2 separate regions of the Homo sapiens genome follow, and region 1 is linked to region 2. A link is a contact called in ENCODE Hi-C data. All regions are on one chromosome and are shown on one strand. Each heading gives the region's core, a stretch centred on a gene start or an enhancer-like site at or near the end of the contact. The rest is flanking DNA. Distances are from core to core; before and after follow the strand shown. Region 1 holds the start of NEGR1 (neuronal growth regulator 1). Region 2 holds the start of SRSF11 (serine and arginine rich splicing factor 11).

Region 1 (2,700 bases), core at 135-2,634, 2.1 Mb after region 2:
TGAGAAAAATAAGTAAAAGTGAAGACTGATGGAGGGAGGAAGGTAGGAATAAAAAGGGGATAGAAAGACACAGAAAGAGAAAAAGAGAGAAGCAGAGACAGAGTGAGAGCAGCGAGTGAGACAGGCAGTGTGTACACATGTGTGAGTGACAATGTGGAACAGAGAAGGAGAGTATGCCTTTTAAAAACAGTGAGAGACAATCTGAATGTGGAAGTGGTTCTTACAGCATGGAAGTGCCAGTGCATGTGAGGATGTGAGAGTATGTGAGTTAGTATGTTTATGGAAATAAGATTTATGAGGGTGAGTAAATGGTACTGGAGGGGAACAGTGACCATGCCTGTGTGTGCCACAGGGGTGGGAAACGGTATGGGGAGAGGGATGAGAAATGGGAGTCAAAAGAGGGAAGACAGGGCACAGGATAGGGACATTAAGGAGGAATAAAAAAAATAGACAAAAAGAAAAAAGGGTAAAAGAGAGGAGGAAAGGGGATTAAATGTGAGGAACAGAAATTAGAGTCGTGGAGATAAAAATGAGAAAATATGAGAAGAAATTTTAAAAAGGAGGGAAAAAACAGAAAATAGAAAAGGTATGAAAAGAGATATTGGAGGGAAAAAGAGTTACAAGGAGGTGGGGAAAATGGTATAAGAGAATGAGGAAGGAGAAAAGAAAGAAAACAGAAAGCGGTAAAAGGAAAGAAAGATAAAGAGCAAGAAATCGAGCCTAAGTGTCCAAGTGAGAGGGAAAATAAATGGGAGCAGAGAACAGCAGTTTGAAAGAGTCGCTTATGCTGGAGTAAAATAGAAACAAACCTGATAAACTTGTCAGACTCTCCAGGAGTACCCCATGACAGTAAAACAGAGACCTTGTGCATTGAGTTTCAAAGTGGCACCTGCCCCTCCTTCTAAACCTGACAGTTCACTCATCCCCAGGCTACTTGGCGTTCCGGCAAAGTGCTTTAGCATCACGAGTCCAGCTTGCTACCTGCCCCAGCATAAACGGGCCGGGGCTCCGGGAAGAATCTGCACCTGGAATTCTTGGGATGTGGTCTTTCCATGATGAGCACCACCAGCATTATTGCTTGTGTTATAAAGAAGGCAAAGAGGGTTCAAAGAGAGACAGAAAGATAGACCGAAACAAGTACGAAAAGCACGCCGTTCTTCCTACCTAAGCACCGCCGTGTCCCCTTTTCTGACCATCATGTTGTCCACGGCCGCCCAGGGGAAGTCCACACTCTGTCCAGCCGGGAGGCAGGAGGGTAGCAGGCAGCACAGGCTGAGGAGCACCGCCGCCAGCCACTGGTTCGAGCAACAAGCACCCTGCACCAACAGCATCATGTCCATCCCTGCTAGGGCTGCTCACTCTCCAGCAGCTTTCAGCTCGCACTCCCCCACCCCCTGGTGCTGGCGAGTCTTCCCGGGAACCAGGCGGCGCGCCACAGGATTTTTTTTTTTTTTTTTTTTTTTTTTTTTTTTTGGTGGGTGGGTGGGTTTCTTTTCTTTCTTTCTTCCCCCCACCCCAGTTGTTGGGTGTTGTTTCTCTCTTTTTGTTTTTCGGTGTTTTTGCCTCCCCTCCTCCTCTTCGCTTTCCCTCCCTCCCTCCCCTCCCTCCCCCTGGCACCACACTACACCTCCTCTCGGTTGCTTTTGGCCGCGTCCGGAGTGTGTCTAATTCTCGGGCGGCTCGCACACCATCTAGCGAGGAGGCGAGCGCGCCGGCGAGTGAGGGAGGAGGCGCGGCGGCGGGGGAGGAGGCAGGGCGAGCGGCGGCGGCGGCGGCTGCAATCCCAGCAGCAGCAGCAGCAACAGCAACAGCAGCAGCAGAAGCAGCGCGGAGCGCTGCGCCGGCCGCCGGCTCCCGGGCTCGCGCGCGTTGCCAAGCGGCCGTTTCCTTAGCAACCCCGCCAGGGGACTGGGGATGGAGAAGGGAGGGGGATTAAAAAAATAATAAAAAAAGAAAGAAAAAAGATAGCAAGAAAAAAAAAAGAAAAGCAAGACAACGAAAAAAAAAATAGGAGGAACTGTATCACAATTATGCAAACTAAGGGGGAAAGAGAGGCACCTTAGAATGAAGGCTCTCCTTACTGTCGTAAGCGCTAGAGGGATTCTTTGCTAGAAAAGTCTCCGTGTCAGGGCTGGGGTGAAGAGAGCTGAGGGGCGCTTTGCCTTCCCTCACCGGTGCGTTTTACCTCTCGAGGCACCGTAAGTTTGAAGTCCTCCAAGTTGTGGTCGGCGCCATCATGACGCCGGCGACTGTGAGTTGTTTTTTTGTTTATTTTCTTCTAATCTTGCCTGGGTGGCTACGCTGCAGTTAGCGAGCAGCCAACTAGTTCTCTCTGCGTTTTCTCGGGAATAGGTAGGGACGGTGGCGGGGCGCTGCTTTTTTGCGGGGACACGAGGAGGTGCAAGGCCTTGCGGCAGAGCAGCTTGCGTGTTTGTGGCGGTCGGCCCGTATGGATTGCAGGACGCCCCTCTTTTATCTGTGGGTGTTGACACTAAGTTGTGTGTGTGAGTAGGGGATTGTTTATGGTCAACATGGAGTGTGTGTGTGATAGAGAGCGTGTCGTGCGCGCGGGGGCCTGTGCACGCGCGGCACGCAGGCGCGCTGGGAGGGACGGGGCGGGTCATGCTGGGATGTAGAGTCGGGAAAAGACTGCAATCAAGTGTTTTAATTGTGTAGAGCCCAGGCGGTCCAGTTATGTAA
Region 2 (2,700 bases), core at 43-2,542:
TGTGTGACAGACATTGTGCCAGGTTCTGGACTGACCCAGGAAGCTCACAACTTTGAGTGATACATGTCAATAATAAATACATGTATCTTCTGTTACTTAGCAGAAAAGAGGAAGCCCTAACAGCTTGCAGAAGTCATAGCAGTGAGGGAAGGAATGCTCTACAGAAGATGACAGATAAGATGAGTGATGTTATTAATAACTTGTGTATCGGCACAGAGACATTATGGTTTTTGTCATGTTTGGGGCACTACAAGTCACTGGACTACACACTGGATGCAGTTGAGAGAATAGTTCAGATGAGGTTGAAAACAAAAGCAAGGATTTTTTTAATAGTCAAAAGCTTCAAAATTATTTTAAGCAAGAATATGTATGTGAAACAAGTTTTTCTTGAGAAATTGCAGTATTTTCTTTAGAAATATATACTTGAATATATTTAAGTACTATAAACTGTGTTTCCAAAGTCAGCTATTGTGGAATTGGCTGGGTGCAGTGGCTCACGCGCCTGTAATCCCAGAACTTTGGGAGGCCAAGGCGGGTGGATCACCAGAGGTCAGGAGTTGGAGACCAGCCTGGCCAACATGGTGAAACCCCATGTCTACTAAAAATACAAAACTTAGCCTGGCGTCGTGGCAGGCGCCTGTAATCCCAGCTACTCCCGAGGCCTAGGTAGGAGAATGGCTTGAACAGGGGAAGTGGAGGTTGCAGCGAGCCAAGATGGTGCCACTGCACTCCAGCCTGGGCGACAGGGCGACTCTGTCTCAAAAAAAAAAGTCATCCATTGTGAATGAATGTACAAAACGCTTATTAATAAGTGTAATATTAAAATATATCTTTTCTGAAAGTTTTAGTGACAAAACAAATTAGTTACAGATTTAATGTTACCAAAATTCATGTACATTGAAAATTTCGGGACATTTTATACTGGTGGTGGTGGGGTGGCATCTTAGCTTGGGTTTAAATATCATTAGTAATCGGATAGCTCTGTAGATGATTATCAGTATATAAAGACATCGTGAGCAGTATTTAATAAGAAGAGTTGCTGAAGTGACTTTTGCAGGAGGATGAATGCTTTTTTTAAAAAAAAAGTTTATACGTGCCTCTTCGCTCTTCCAAAAAAAAAAGAGAGAAGAAAAAGAAGAATAAAACGAGAGACGAAGGTGGATAACACCTTTCTCTAGACCCCGGTGCCTCTCATTTCTCGGGCTGCAGGCGACGGCTGCTGGGCCTGCGCGGGGTGGAGCCGACGCTGACGCGCCCTGCGCCGCAAAGCATTGTGGGAGCTCGGGCCCGCTAGTGTCGTGGTTGGAGGCGAGGTGGGGCGGCCGTTTGTTTTCTCGTGGTCTCGAGCTCGCGCGCTCTCATCCCCTCCCCCGCGGCGTGCGGCGGGGCGGAGAAACGGCGGCGGCGGCGGCGGCATCGGCAGCAGTAGCAGAGGCTGTAGCATCGGACACCCTCCTCTCTCCCGCAATCCGGTTCCTCTTCCCCCTCCTTCTCACTGTTTGTTGTGTGTTTGATGTGTTAAAGCAGGAGCGAGAACCCGAGCAGCGCCATGAGCAACACTACCGTCGTCCCCAGCACTGCAGGTCCGGGCCCCAGCGGCGGGCCCGGTGGCGGAGGTGGTGGTGGCGGCGGAGGCGGCGGCACCGAGGTAATCCAGGTGACTAATGTCTCCCCGAGCGCTAGCTCTGAGCAGATGCGGACTCTCTTCGGTTTCCTAGGCAAGATCGACGAACTGCGCCTCTTCCCGCCGGAGTGAGTATCGTCCACCATCACTGTTCCTGCTAACGCCGCCTCAGCCTGGGCCTAACACACACAATTTCCTTAGGCCCCTGTCGCTGCTTCCCCGGGCCAGGCTGCTTGAGTGGCTGGTGGCTGGTGGATTTACTTAAGACGGTTGTGTTCCAGGCCTACAAAAAAATGCAGAGAGGCAGGGCCAGGGCTTTTTGGAATTAGGAAACACTGGCTGTTATTCTCGGGAAATTTTTTTTTTCCGCCTTAAATTGTGCCAACGTGGTCGTTTGGCTTTGGGGACTTAACGCAAGACTAACCGCAGTCTGTACGTCGTATATAGGTTAAATCCCTTTTTTAAAAAACTGAGTATTTGTTCTTTGCGTTCTTGGAAGAAAGGTAACAAAATTATTCATGCCTGTGTTAATTTGGTGTTAAACTTTGTAGGTTGTTCACTTATTGTTATTGCTGTTATGTGGTTCTGGCCCAGCAATATAATTCAAAGATCATATTCTTTTTGACAGACGCTTAGTTTAGTGTGAGCCTGATTACTTAATTTGTATAATGTCAAAAAACGGGTTATAAACCAGAGATTTTCCTTTGTTTGAATAATATACAGATTTGTGATATTTCACAGTTGTTCTTGAGAAGGATTTTTATAAATGTTGAAATTTGAATTAGAGTGTATGACTTTTTATCCTTTTTGTCTCACTTTTATTTTGAAAATTATTTCTATCGCAAGAATATTAAGTGGATGAATTGTAAAGAAAAAATAGTTCAAAGAAGCTAAGAAGTAAGATAAAGTGTACTACTAAAACAGACAATTGGAATAATAATAATAGTCTTGTGCTTTTTGGAAGACTTATTGGTGGAGAAGTGACAATTCAAATGTCATTATCAGTAAATATCATATATTGAGAATTTTATGATGTCACTTAAATACTAAACAGGAAATTGGAATCCTCTAAGAAT

The links. A loop is a pair of places that touch in the nucleus more often than their neighbours do. Pooled maps may share reads with other maps.
Region 1: a loop to region 2 is called in a pooled map, with 11 times the contacts of the local background. The contact joins the promoter of NEGR1 here to the promoter of SRSF11 in region 2. A Hi-C loop is called at or near these places in 6 of 50 pooled maps.

What each region holds. Positions count from the first base shown.
Region 1 is chr1:72,281,155-72,283,854 of GRCh38, forward strand. It overlaps NEGR1 (neuronal growth regulator 1), which reads right to left and starts at 1,385. Exons shown (of 7, transcript NM_173808.3): 1 at 1,165-1,385. The coding sequence starts at 1,340. It overlaps LOC105378797 (a long non-coding RNA gene), which reads left to right and starts at 1,780. Exons shown (of 6, transcript XR_947506.3): 1 at 1,780-2,251. RefSeq lists silencers at 1,572-1,631, 1,732-1,821.
Region 2 is chr1:70,220,088-70,222,787 of GRCh38, forward strand. It overlaps SRSF11 (serine and arginine rich splicing factor 11), which reads left to right and starts at 1,293. Exons shown (of 12, transcript NM_001350605.2): 1 at 1,293-1,752. The coding sequence starts at 1,550. RefSeq lists an enhancer at 1,187-1,732 and a silencer at 1,628-1,677.